4 separate regions of the Homo sapiens genome follow, and regions 1, 2 and 3 are each linked to region 4. A link is a contact called in ENCODE Hi-C or POLR2A ChIA-PET data. All regions are on one chromosome and are shown on one strand. Each heading gives the region's core, a stretch centred on a gene start or an enhancer-like site at or near the end of the contact. The rest is flanking DNA. Distances are from core to core; before and after follow the strand shown. Region 1 overlaps SLC12A8 (solute carrier family 12 member 8). Region 2 overlaps HEG1 (heart development protein with EGF like domains 1). Region 3 overlaps SLC12A8 (solute carrier family 12 member 8). Region 4 has its middle 66 kb from the start of ZNF148.

The links. A loop is a pair of places that touch in the nucleus more often than their neighbours do. ChIA-PET counts read pairs that join two places held with the same protein, here RNA polymerase II (POLR2A). Pooled maps may share reads with other maps.
Region 1: a map with no recorded cell type shows a loop between it and region 4 (2.7-fold over the local background). The contact joins two enhancer-like sites. A Hi-C loop is called at or near these places in 2 of 37 single-sample maps with no recorded cell type and 2 of 50 pooled maps. POLR2A ChIA-PET finds 5 or more read pairs at or near these places in 2 of 52 experiments (BJ and Panc1).
Region 2: a map of right lobe of liver shows a loop between it and region 4 (2.7-fold over the local background). The contact joins two enhancer-like sites. A Hi-C loop is called at or near these places in 4 of 168 maps with a recorded cell type or tissue (GM20431, left ventricle myocardium superior, ovary and 1 more) and 3 of 50 pooled maps. POLR2A ChIA-PET finds 5 or more read pairs at or near these places in 5 of 52 experiments (HepG2, PC-3, T-cell and 2 more).
Region 3: a map of PC-9 shows a loop between it and region 4 (3-fold over the local background). The contact joins two enhancer-like sites. A Hi-C loop is called at or near these places in 1 of 168 maps with a recorded cell type or tissue (PC-9) and 2 of 50 pooled maps. POLR2A ChIA-PET finds 5 or more read pairs at or near these places in 3 of 52 experiments (BJ, activated T-cell and activated naive CD4-positive, alpha-beta T cell).

What each region holds. Positions count from the first base shown.
Region 1 is chr3:125,106,974-125,109,673 of GRCh38, reverse strand. SLC12A8 (solute carrier family 12 member 8) reads left to right here. Exons shown (of 14, transcript NM_024628.6): 10 at 1,548-2,193. Among named protein-coding and RNA genes, the nearest start is that of MIR5092, 43 kb to the left of the region's middle. RefSeq lists enhancers at 507-676, 697-776, 1,357-1,426, 1,437-1,486, 1,261-1,761 and 1 more. Within about 2 kb of position 1,438, at least 5 of the 41 ENCODE cell types and tissues checked have a DNase peak (open chromatin) inside an H3K27ac peak, as active enhancers do.
Region 2 is chr3:125,017,962-125,020,661 of GRCh38, reverse strand. HEG1 (heart development protein with EGF like domains 1) reads left to right here. Exons shown (of 17, transcript NM_020733.2): 5 at 1,065-1,400. Among named protein-coding and RNA genes, the nearest start is that of HEG1, 37 kb to the left of the region's middle. Within about 2 kb of position 1,326, at least 2 of the 41 ENCODE cell types and tissues checked have a DNase peak (open chromatin) inside an H3K27ac peak, as active enhancers do.
Region 3 is chr3:125,127,977-125,130,676 of GRCh38, reverse strand. All of the region lies in intron 6 of SLC12A8 (solute carrier family 12 member 8), which reads left to right. Among named protein-coding and RNA genes, the nearest start is that of MIR5092, 22 kb to the left of the region's middle. Within about 2 kb of position 1,441, at least 13 of the 41 ENCODE cell types and tissues checked have a DNase peak (open chromatin) inside an H3K27ac peak, as active enhancers do.
Region 4 is chr3:125,439,517-125,442,216 of GRCh38, reverse strand. No RefSeq gene overlaps it. Among named protein-coding and RNA genes, the nearest start is that of ZNF148, 66 kb to the right of the region's middle. Within about 2 kb of position 1,441, at least 3 of the 41 ENCODE cell types and tissues checked have a DNase peak (open chromatin) inside an H3K27ac peak, as active enhancers do.

The DNA of each region.
Region 1 (2,700 bases), core at 189-2,688, 330 kb after region 4:
GCAGCTCAGTTGAGACATGGCTGGAATGATTAAAATAGACATTCCTAAAGTCCAGGGGAGGACCAAAGAGACATAAACAGAGAATCCCATTTCCCACTAATATGGTTTGCAAGCTAGAGTTCATTTTTGTCTTGTTGGGGTACCCCAGAGGGCCTCCCCAGCCGCTTCCAATTTTCAGCCTCTCTCTGGTTTAGGGAACACATCGTTGCAACTTATCCTTGATTTCTTCCTTTATCTTCCTCCAAAAATGCAGTTTGGTTTTGGACATAGTCCGTTTGAGATCCTATTAGACGTTCACTGGAAATGTTGAGTAGGCAGTTGGATATGTAAACCTGGGTTTCAGGGGAATGTTTTAGGCTGGAGATTCAAATTTGGAAGTTGTCAGTATAATGCCGGTATTCAAAGCCGTGAGCCTAGTTGAGCTCACCAAGGGAGGGAGTACAGATAGAGATCTGAGGATGGAGCCTGGGGCTGCTTTAAATGTGGAGTTCAGAGACGTGAAAAGCCAGCCACAGAAACCAAGAAGGAGCAGCCAGTGAAGAGGGAGGCCAATCAGGAGAAGTAAGGTGAAGAAAGTGTTTCGAAGAGGACTGAGTAGCCAGCTGGGTTAAAGAAGACAGGGACTGAGAAGTGACTGTTGCTTTTGGCCCAAGAACTATGTCAGTGACTGTGATGAAGAGCTCCCAGGAGAGGCAGCTAGCACCTTTTTTCCACTCCTGTCCACCTGAAGGTCACCATACCCACCTCCATTAATAACAGGTGTGTGTAATGTGTGTGTGTGAGTATTTGCGGATACTCAGTGTCAGAATTAGTGTCAGAATTCCCCTCCTCCAGCCACCAGTGATTCTGCTGTGTCTTCCGCAATCTGCCTCTCCCTGGGAAGAATCAACTTTGCATTTCTTTGATTTTCTATGCTGGTATTAAAACCCAATGAAAGACAAAAGGAGGAAATATTTGGGAAGTCAAAGTTCTATAATAATGCCCCATGTTCATAGTTATTCCTATGGCTGGGCACAGTGGCTCATGCCTGTAATCCTAACACTCTGGTAGGCCAAGGTGGGCAGATTGCTTGAGGCCAGGAGTTTGTGACTGGCCTGGGCAACATAGCAAAACCACGTCTCTACAAGAAATACAAAAATTAGCCATGCATGGTGGTGTGCACCTGTAGTCCCAGCTATTCAGGATGCTGAGGTGGGAGGATGGCTTAAGCCCAAGAGGCGGAGGTTGCAATGAGCTGAGATCACATCACTGCAGTCCAGCCTGGGCAACAGAGCCAGACCCGGTCTCAAAAAAAGAAAAAAAAAAAAAAGTTGCTAATGCAACTAATATCTGTGGAGCTTACTGCATGTCAGTCTGTGTGAAGCATTTCGCATGCATGAACTAATCCCATGAGTAGGATATTATTATCTCAAGTTTATAGATGAATAATCACATGGGGAGAAGTGGCTGAGTCATTATGAGTTGTGTTTCTAGCCTGTAACTTCTGAAATCTCTGAAGCGTTCTATCTGAAATTTTATGGTCCTGCATGTTATTTTTGTTCCTGCAGAAGGGGCCAAACAAAACACCCGTGGCTGCCATCTGCCTGACCAGCTTGGTGACCATGGCCTTTGTTTTTGTGGGTCAAGTGAACGTTCTGGCCCCCATCGTCACCATCAACTTCATGCTGACATACGTTGCAGTGGACTACTCTTACTTCTCCCTGTCCATGTGTTCCTGCAGCCTGACCCCGGTGCCTGAGCCGGTGCTCAGGGAGGGCGCAGAAGGCCTCCACTGCTCTGAGCACCTGCTCTTAGAGAAAGCTCCCAGTTACGGCTCTGAGGGACCTGCCCAAAGAGTCTTGGAGGGCACGCTACTGGAATTCACCAAGGACATGGATCAGCTCCTCCAGCTAACCAGGAAGCTTGAGAGTAGCCAGCCCAGGCAAGGAGAGGGTAACAGGACCCCAGAAAGTCAGAAGAGGAAAAGCAAGAAGGCCACCAAGCAGACCCTACAAGATAGCTTCCTCTTGGACCTCAAATCCCCTCCTTCTTTCCCTGTCGAGATCTCTGACAGGTTGCCCGCTGCCTCCTGGGAGGGGCAGGAGTCCTGCTGGAACAAGCAGACTTCCAAGAGCGAAGGGACTCAGCCTGAGGGAACATATGGAGAGCAACTTGTTCCTGAGCTGTGCAACCAATCAGAGTCCAGTGGAGAAGGTGAGTGCTCTGGTATCACACTGGGGCCTCTTATTTGGGGATGACCACTGATTATCCTACCTACCCAGTTATTGTGAACCAGTTATAACTGGGTTTAAAATCCTTGTTAATTTTGTGCAATATTTGTTTTAAAACATTATATTCAGGTATCAGCTGAATTATTTGTAATTATACTCTGTTATAGATAGTTAATTTTAAACAGAAATTTCTATCTACTCCTGTATGTTAGACCTGAGAGCCACAGCTAGTAATTGGGTATCAATCTCTTTTCACTCAAAAATGAACAGAAGTATAAAGCCTCAATGTGAGTAAAATCAATCTCTCCTTACAAGAGAAGTGGAAATGTGTTGTGATAAACTACCTGTTAAGGATGCAATATGTTTTCTTTGTGGAAGATGAACCTCCCAAACCAGGCAAGAGGGGATGGACAGAAGGTGGCTCAAGCTTTGTTTTCTCAAATCTATAAACACAGAGATACACAGAGACACTCACAGAGAGGCTTATAGA
Region 2 (2,700 bases), core at 77-2,576, 420 kb after region 4:
ATGGTCACTCTTATGAGAACATTGTGAAGTTAGTCAGACAGGTGTCATTCCTCCTGCTTTCTTATAGATGAGAAAACTACGGCTCTGAGTGTTTAAGTAATGGGTGCCTGGCCATTTAGCTCACTCAGTAGAGTTGAGACCTTAGCCTCAGGGTTCTTGGTTCCATCTTCTTTTCACTCTACAGGATGGTCTTCAAGCTGAGAGCCGGCCTACTCTTTATGTTTTATTTTGTTTTGAAGACAATGTCTGGCTCTGTCACCCAGGCTAGAGTGCATTGGCATGATTACGGCTCACTGCAGCCTCAACCTCTCCAGGCTCAGGTGATCTCTCACCTTAGCCTCCAGAGTAGCTGGGACTACAGGTGCATGCCACTCCATCCAGCTAATTTTTCTATTTTTTGTAGAGATGGGGTCTTGCAATGTTGCCCAGGCTGGTCTTGAGCTCTGGCCCTAAGCAATCCTCCTGCCTTGCCCTCCCAAAGTGCTGGGATTACAGGCATGAGCCACTGCACACAGCCTGGCCCACTCTTCAAACTAGCTTCAGTTATTTTGTGTACAGATCATCTTTCTGCATAAATGTGCAGATATAAATATTATTCCCAAATTCGTGGTTTGGCTTAATCCTTATAATTGATTTTTGTTTTTGCTATACTTTGGTATTTAGAATAACCTTTATTCATATGAGAACTGTTTTAGGAAAGTGCTCTGACTGTGCTATATTTATTTGCATTGTATTTGTTGTACATAACCACACACTCACTCTCTCGAACACTTTTTATGGGAAAGAGAATGAAACACTCAAGCCTATAGGTTACTTTGCTACTTGCACATGCTATTTCAAAGGTCCCCTGTTCAACAAGTTATATTTTTTTGTATTACTCTCTTGCTGCCACCCAAGAGTTTTGAAATAATTATTTAGAATATGATAGTGCATAATACATTTAATAAACACTATACCAGGTTCCTTGGCAAAGAATCTTTCCCTAGAGAGGTCTCACTTCTTAGTTGCCAAGGGATCTCTTTCATACCTATGTAATGGCCTTTTTTTCCTATATTACCTTACAGCCTTTGGAGAACATCAGCTTGCCAGCAGCTCTGAGGTGCAAAATGGAAGTCCCATGTCTCAGACTGAGACTGTGTCTAGGTCAGTCGCACCCATGAGAGGTGGAGAGATCACTGCACACTGGCTCTTGACCAACAGCACAACATCTGCAGATGTGACAGGAAGCTCTGCTTCATATCCTGAAGGTGTGAATGCTTCAGTGTTGACCCAGTTCTCAGACTCTACTGTACAGTCTGGAGGAAGTCACACAGCATTGGGAGATAGGAGTTATTCAGAGTCTTCATCTACATCTTCCTCGGAAAGCTTGAATTCATCAGCACCACGTGGAGAACGTTCGAGTGAGTTTTTCCATTTCATGCAACTGTGCCCCATAGAGGAGAGAGGGACTCATGATGCTTATGAAATCTGTGGCGTATTAAAACCACGCATGAGGGCCTAGCGTGGTGGCTCACGCCTGTAATCCCAGCACTTTGGGAGGCCGAGGTGGGTGGATCATCTGAGGTGAGGGGTTCAAGACCTGACTGACCTACATGGTGAAACCCTGTCTCTACTAACAATACAAAAAATTAGCCGGGTGTGATGGCAGGCACCTGTAATCCCAGCTACTTGGGAGGCTGAGGCAGGAGAATCGTTTGAACCCAGGAGGTGGAGGTTGCAGTTAGCTGAGATCGCACCACTGCACTCCAGCCTGGGCGACAAAAGCGAAAGTGTCTCAAAAAAAAAAAAAAAAAAAAAGCATGCATGAATGAAATAACTCCTCAGGCCCCTCCACCTTCCTTCCTTATTTCCCAGGCCCTTCTTCTAGCTGGTTGATACAGATACACCTATATATCCCCCAGTTTTTTCTGGTACATCTCTGAGAAGCTGTTCTTGCCACTTCCTCTTCCCACACACAGCTCAGGGACTTCTCTGTCCACATCCTCTCATTCCCTGTAGCCAACCCATAACTCCATACCTGCCTCAGTCACAGAGCTTCTGGAAGGTGAAAATATCACCTTCTCGTTAGTAGTTGTCGGGGCATTCATCCAAATAAATTCTCTGTTTTTTAAAAACCAGCTTTATTGAGGTATATTTCATATTCCATAGTATTTGCCCATTTAAAGCACACAATTCAGTGATTTTTAGTGTAGTCACAAAGCTGTGCAGCATCACCACTGTCTAATTCCAGAGCATTTCCATCACCCCACAAAGAAACTCCAAACTCATCAGCAGTCAACTCCCATTCTCCCCTCCTCCCAGCCCCTGGCAATCACTCCTGTGCTTTCTGTCTCTGTAGATTTGTCCATTTTAGACATTTCCTATAAATGAAATCATACAATATGTGGTCCTTTGTGTCTTTCCCTTAGTGTCATGTTTTCAAGGTTCATCCACGTTGTATCACAACTTCGTTCCTTTTCGTGGCTTAATAATATGCCGTAGCAGGGATATACCACACTTTGTTTATCAATTGTCATCAATTGATGGATGTTTGGGTTGTTCCCACCTTTTGGCTATTATGAATAATGCTGTGGTGAACATTCAGGTACAAGTGTATATGTGGTCGTAAATTTTCAATTTATTTTTTTTTTTTTGAGATGGAGTCTCTCTCTGTTGCCCAGGCTAGAGTGCAGTGGCACCATCCCGGCTCACTGCAATCTC
Region 3 (2,700 bases), core at 192-2,691, 310 kb after region 4:
TGTGAGATCAGCTAGTCCAACTCCCAAGCTTTTGTCTTTTTAATCCGTATTTCTTTTTCTTTTTCTTTTTCTTTTTCTTTTTTTTAAGACAGGGTCTCGCTCTGTCACCCAGGCTGGAGTGCAGTGGTGTGATCTCAGCTCACTACAACCTCTGCCTCTCTGGTTGAAGAGATTCTCGTGCTTCAGCTTCCTGAGTAGCTGGGATTACAACAGCATGCCACTATGCCTGGCTAATTTTTGTATTTTTAGTAGAGATGGAGTTTTGCCATGTTGTCCAGGGTGGTCTCGAACTCTTGACCTCAAGTGATCCACCCGCCTCGACCTCCCACCTCCAAAAGTGCTGGGATTAGAGGCATGAGCCACCATGCCTGGCCTATATTCACTTTTGATAATGATACTAAAAGCCTCACAGACACTGGACATTCTGGCTCAGAGATGGAGTGTCGTTGTCCTTCCGCTGAAAAAGCTATAGCTACCTAAGACGATGAGTCAAGATTTATTTTCTGTGATTTAAATTATGAGTATTATTTTGAAAGCTTTCAAATGTAAAATGATAATAGCGCATAGATTGTAACTACACAGGCCTCTCTGCCCCACCCCTCTTAGGGGACCTGCTTTCCTGTCCCTCTCACTCTCATTGGCCCAACTGAGGTGAAGAATCATTGATCTGATCCTTTATTTTACCAGCTGGGGAGGAGGGGTGCAGAGGAGCTTATGAAGGACCCGACAGAGGTCACGAAGCTGATTAGTGGCCAGAGTTGGGCCGTCACCCTGCTGTGGAGAGCTGCCCTCCGTGTCTCTGTCTCTGTTTTTCAGGGCCCCAATTGTAAACACAATAGGCAGGACGAATGGTTTGTATGACTTGCTGTCTCCTGGCAGATGTTCGGTTAAGCTATGAAAAGCATGGATGATTGGCAGTTTCCATGGTGATAGATTTGCTAAGGATTAGCTCCGAGTGAGTCATGGCTGGGGTTCCCTCCAACACCATCCTCTTCTGGAACAAGAGAACCTCCAGACTGTGGCGAGGAGAGAGTTTTGATGAACAAACCCTTCTGTCCCCAGCCCCCCATCCTCCTGACAGAGATATGATGGTTAAGTTACTTCAGATATTTTATCCCAAGGGCAGGCAGCTTCCTGGGAAGAGCGGCTGGAGATTCGGTCTGGTGCTCCTCTGGATTTAGGAAGCTGTCCCCCTGCCCCCTCACTGCACTCTTCTCCATTACACCCTGTGCTGGTGGCTGCAGGGGTGGAGTGGGGGGAGCTTGGAGTGGATGCTGTACTTGCTTTGCTTCTTAAAGTGCATTCCTTCTCAAAGTGCATTCCTTCTCCAAGCTCCACTACCAAACTTTCCCTGAGAAGCAGACATCTCCTCTCCAGGGTTTCACACATACCATGTGGATGCAGCCACTCCAGGGATCCAGGAACACGATTCACAGAGGAACTAGGAAATGGAAATTCACTGAAAAGAATATCAGTCATGTGAAGTCCTGTAACCCTTGTTCCCAGATTCTAAACTCTTACTGGAAGGGATAAGGGCCTCTTTGGCCACAGCCAACACATGGGCCTGTGGTTGACCACACCCAGCACGAAAAAATGTGGTAGGAAACCTACAGCCTTTACTGAAATGTCCACAGTCACCTTCCTTTTCAAGAACCCAGCTATTTCTGTGATGCCCTTTGACCTCCCTGGGCCTGACTCCTCTCTCCTGCTCATGTACACACCCTGGGAAGCTCTGGGAATTTGCTGGGCCCTCCAATTGGCTGGCTGTCTCCAGGCCCCTCAGCCCGGCTGTTAGTGCTCACCCCTCCTCTGGCCTACTTCCCCCATTCCCCCCTCCTAGGCGTCCCCTGGGTCTCCTCACAAGTTATGTGTCTTGTGAGTGAGAGGACAAGAACCTGCTGGATCAGAATGGGGTTCCCATGTTTAAGGACTAGAGAGCCCCAAGTAGGGACAGTCTGAAGATGGGGGCTCACTCCACTCCCTTCATTCTGATGGACTTATGGGCAGAAACAGGAGACAAGAAGGAAGCTTTGGCTGGGTGCAGTGGCTCAAGCCTGTAGTCCCAGCTACTCGGGAGGCTGAGGCAGGAAAATTGCTTGAACCTGGGAGGCAGAGGTTGCGGTGAGCCAAGATTGCATCACTGCACTCCAGCCTGGGTGTCAGAGTGAGACCCTGTCTTAAAAAAAAAAAAAAAAAAGGCCGGGCGCGGTGGCTCACGCCTGTAATCCCAGCACTTTGGGAGGCCGAGGCGGGCGGATCACGAGGTCAGGAGATCGAGACCATCCCGGCTAAAACGGTGAAACCCCGTCTCTACTAAAAATACAAAAAATTAGCCGGGCGTAGTGGCGGGCGCCTGTAGTCCCAGCTACTTGGGAGGCTGAGGCAGGAGAATGGCGTGAACCCGGGAGGCGGAGCTTGCAGTGAGCCGAGATCCCGCCACTGCACTCCAGCCTGGGCGACAGAGCGAGACTCCGTCTCAAAAAAAAAAAAAAATAAAAATAAGCTTAGGCCGGGCACGGTGGCTCATGCCTGTAATCCCAGCACTTTGGGAGGTTGGCGGGCAGATCACGAGGTCAAGAGATCAAGACCATCCTGGCCAACATGGTGAAACCCTGTCTCTACTAAAAATACAAAAATTAGCCAAGCATGGTACATGCCTGTAGTCCCAGCTACTCTGGAGGCTGAGGCAGGAGAATCACT
Region 4 (2,700 bases), core at 192-2,691:
GTAATGGAAATGACAGTGATTTCCAGTTTGGGGCTATCACAGATGATGGCCAGGTATGGTGGCTCATGCCTATAATCCCAGCACTTTGGGAGGCTAAGGTAGGAGGATTGCTCGAGCCCAGGAGTTTGTGACCAGTCTGGGCAACATAGTAGGACACCATCTCTATAAAAAAAATTTAAAAATTAGCCAGGCTGGGTGGTATGCTCCTGTAGTCTCAGCTATTTGGGAGATTACTTACCCTAAAATAAGACATAAAACTTTATTTTAAAGCATTCCCATGAAATTTAACCTACAGATATGCTCTCATTCGAGCACTGAGATACTCACTGCATCATCATTTGGGTGTTTTGGGTTGGTTGGTTGGTTGGTTGTTTTTTGAGACAGGGTCTCCCTCTGTCACCAGGCTGGAGTGCAGTGGTGCAATTTTGGCTCACTGCAGCCTCTGCCTCCTGGCCTCAAACGATCCTCCCACCTCAGCCTCCCTAGGAGCTGGGACTACAGGCACGCACCACCAAACCCAGATAATTTTTTTATTTTTAGTAGATACAGGGTCTTGCCACATTACCCAGGCTGGTCTTGAATTCCTGGGCTCAAGCTATCCTCCTGCCTCAGCCTCCCAAAGTGCTGGGACTACAGGTGTGAGCCACTGCACGCAGCTCCCTTGCGAAGTCTAATTCCTAGTCATGGCTCAGCAGTGGCTCAAGGATGCCCACCTCTGTTTCTTTCCACCTTGCAACAGCCCCAGAAAAGCAACAAAAGGGACAATATCCTCCAATTACGAACTTCCTGAAGCTGGCTGAGGCAGAGGACCCCTTGAGTCCAGGAGTTTGAGACCAACCAGGGCAACATAGGGAGACCCTGTCCCCCACCTCAAAAAAACTAAGTCGACTTTTGAAATAGACCCAATTCTTTAAATAAGATCCCAGAATCTTCAGCTAGAAATAAGCTTAGAGATGATTTCCTGTTATTTTAAAAAGGAAGAAACTGAGGACCAGAGAGGGGAAGTGACTTGCTCTTGGCCACACAGCCAGTCCGTCCAGGTTTCTGCTTTCCAGACAAGACTCCTTCTTTATGGCTTCTCTCTCCATAGCTGCTGAGCTAATGGGCCTGTGTGGCTTGCCCAAATCTCTCTGGCTCTCACATCTCCCTGCCTGCTCAGTAGTCAGGAAGGAGAGACTGAAAGGAGGGTAAAGTGAGGCCCCACACCAGGTGAGAGGGTACCCTGAGAGTGGTTCTTGGGGAGGACACAGGAAGGCACTTAGCTAAAATGAAGGTTTGGGCTAAACACTGCATTTCACTTACTCAGAGACTTTGGACAGGTAGTGTTCCAAACCCCTCTAGAGTTCTTTCCTAGACCTGAGCTCACGTGTGTGACAGCTTGGCATGGTGAGCAGGAAGCCAGTGATAGCTGTGTTAACATTGCCTGAGCCCCAGAGAAACTATGTGTGAGCCTGGGCGGGGCAAGGGCTGGGAGTCCATGTTGCTTGAGCCAGCCTGCAGGGAGGCCCTCCAGGCTTTTTAGGAGTAGTAGAGGATGGGGAGGGGGCTTCCTTAGGAGGTGGTGGGGCCTCAGGGGTCCTGCATCCTGCCCACCTGCAGGGAGCTCCCCAATCCTGCCTGACATTGGAGCTCTGGGCAGCTCCTTTTCGGGCCCAGCTCATGTTCCTTTCTGGGGGACATGCCCTGGCTGGATGGTAACTGAAGACCCCCATCTCCTGTTAGAGATGGAAACTGACCGATAGCTTTTAGTGGGGCCCCTGCAGATGCATGTCAGGGCCCCTGCCTGGAAGCAAGAGGTGAATTCTGGGAAGGGATTTGCAGTTCCCTAAACTCACTTCTGTTTGCCTAGGGGCCCTCAGACCTGCTGTATGCCCTGCCTGAGATAGCTCAGCCTCCAGCCCCACCTCCTTTAGCTGGATAACTTATCTTCACAAACTCAGCCCAGTCATAACCTTCTCTGGGAGATCGTCCCTGAGCCTCTGACTCCCAAAACTCCCTGTACTTCCCCTTAGAATTTAGCCCCACATACTGAAATAGTTGATTTGCGTTTATGTGTGTGTGTGTGTGTGTGTGTGTGTGTGTGTGTGTAGTTAAGTTTTATAAATCTTCTATCTGTCTTTGTTGTTGTTTTAGAGACAGGGTCTTGCTCAGTCGCCCAGTCTGGAGTGCAGTGGTGTGATCTCGGCTCTCTGCAGCCTCGACCTCCCAGGCTCAAGTGATCTTCCCACCTCAGCTTCTGTAGCTAGGGCTACAGGCTCACACCACCATACCTGGTTCATTTTCTAATTTTTTGTAGAGTTGGAGGTCTCCCTATGTTGCTCAGGCTAGTATGGAACTCCTGGGCTCAAACAATCTGCCCGCCTCAGCCTCACAAAATGCTGGGATTACAGGTTTGAGCCACTGTGCCCAGACATCCCAGATGTGTTTGAAAAGAACATGTATTCTCCAGCTGTAGGGTGCAGTGTACTATGCAGGGCCCTCATATTAAGCTTCTAAATTCTATTGTTCAAATCTTTTCTTCTTTAAATTTTTTTTATTTTTTGAGACTGAGTCTCACTCTGTCACCCAGGCTGGAGTACAGTAGCACAATCTCAGCTCACTGCAACCTCCGCCTCCAGAGTTTAAGCGATTCTCTTGCCTCAGCCTCCTGAGTAGCTGGGATTATAGGTGCCTGCCACCACGACCGGCTACTTTTCATAT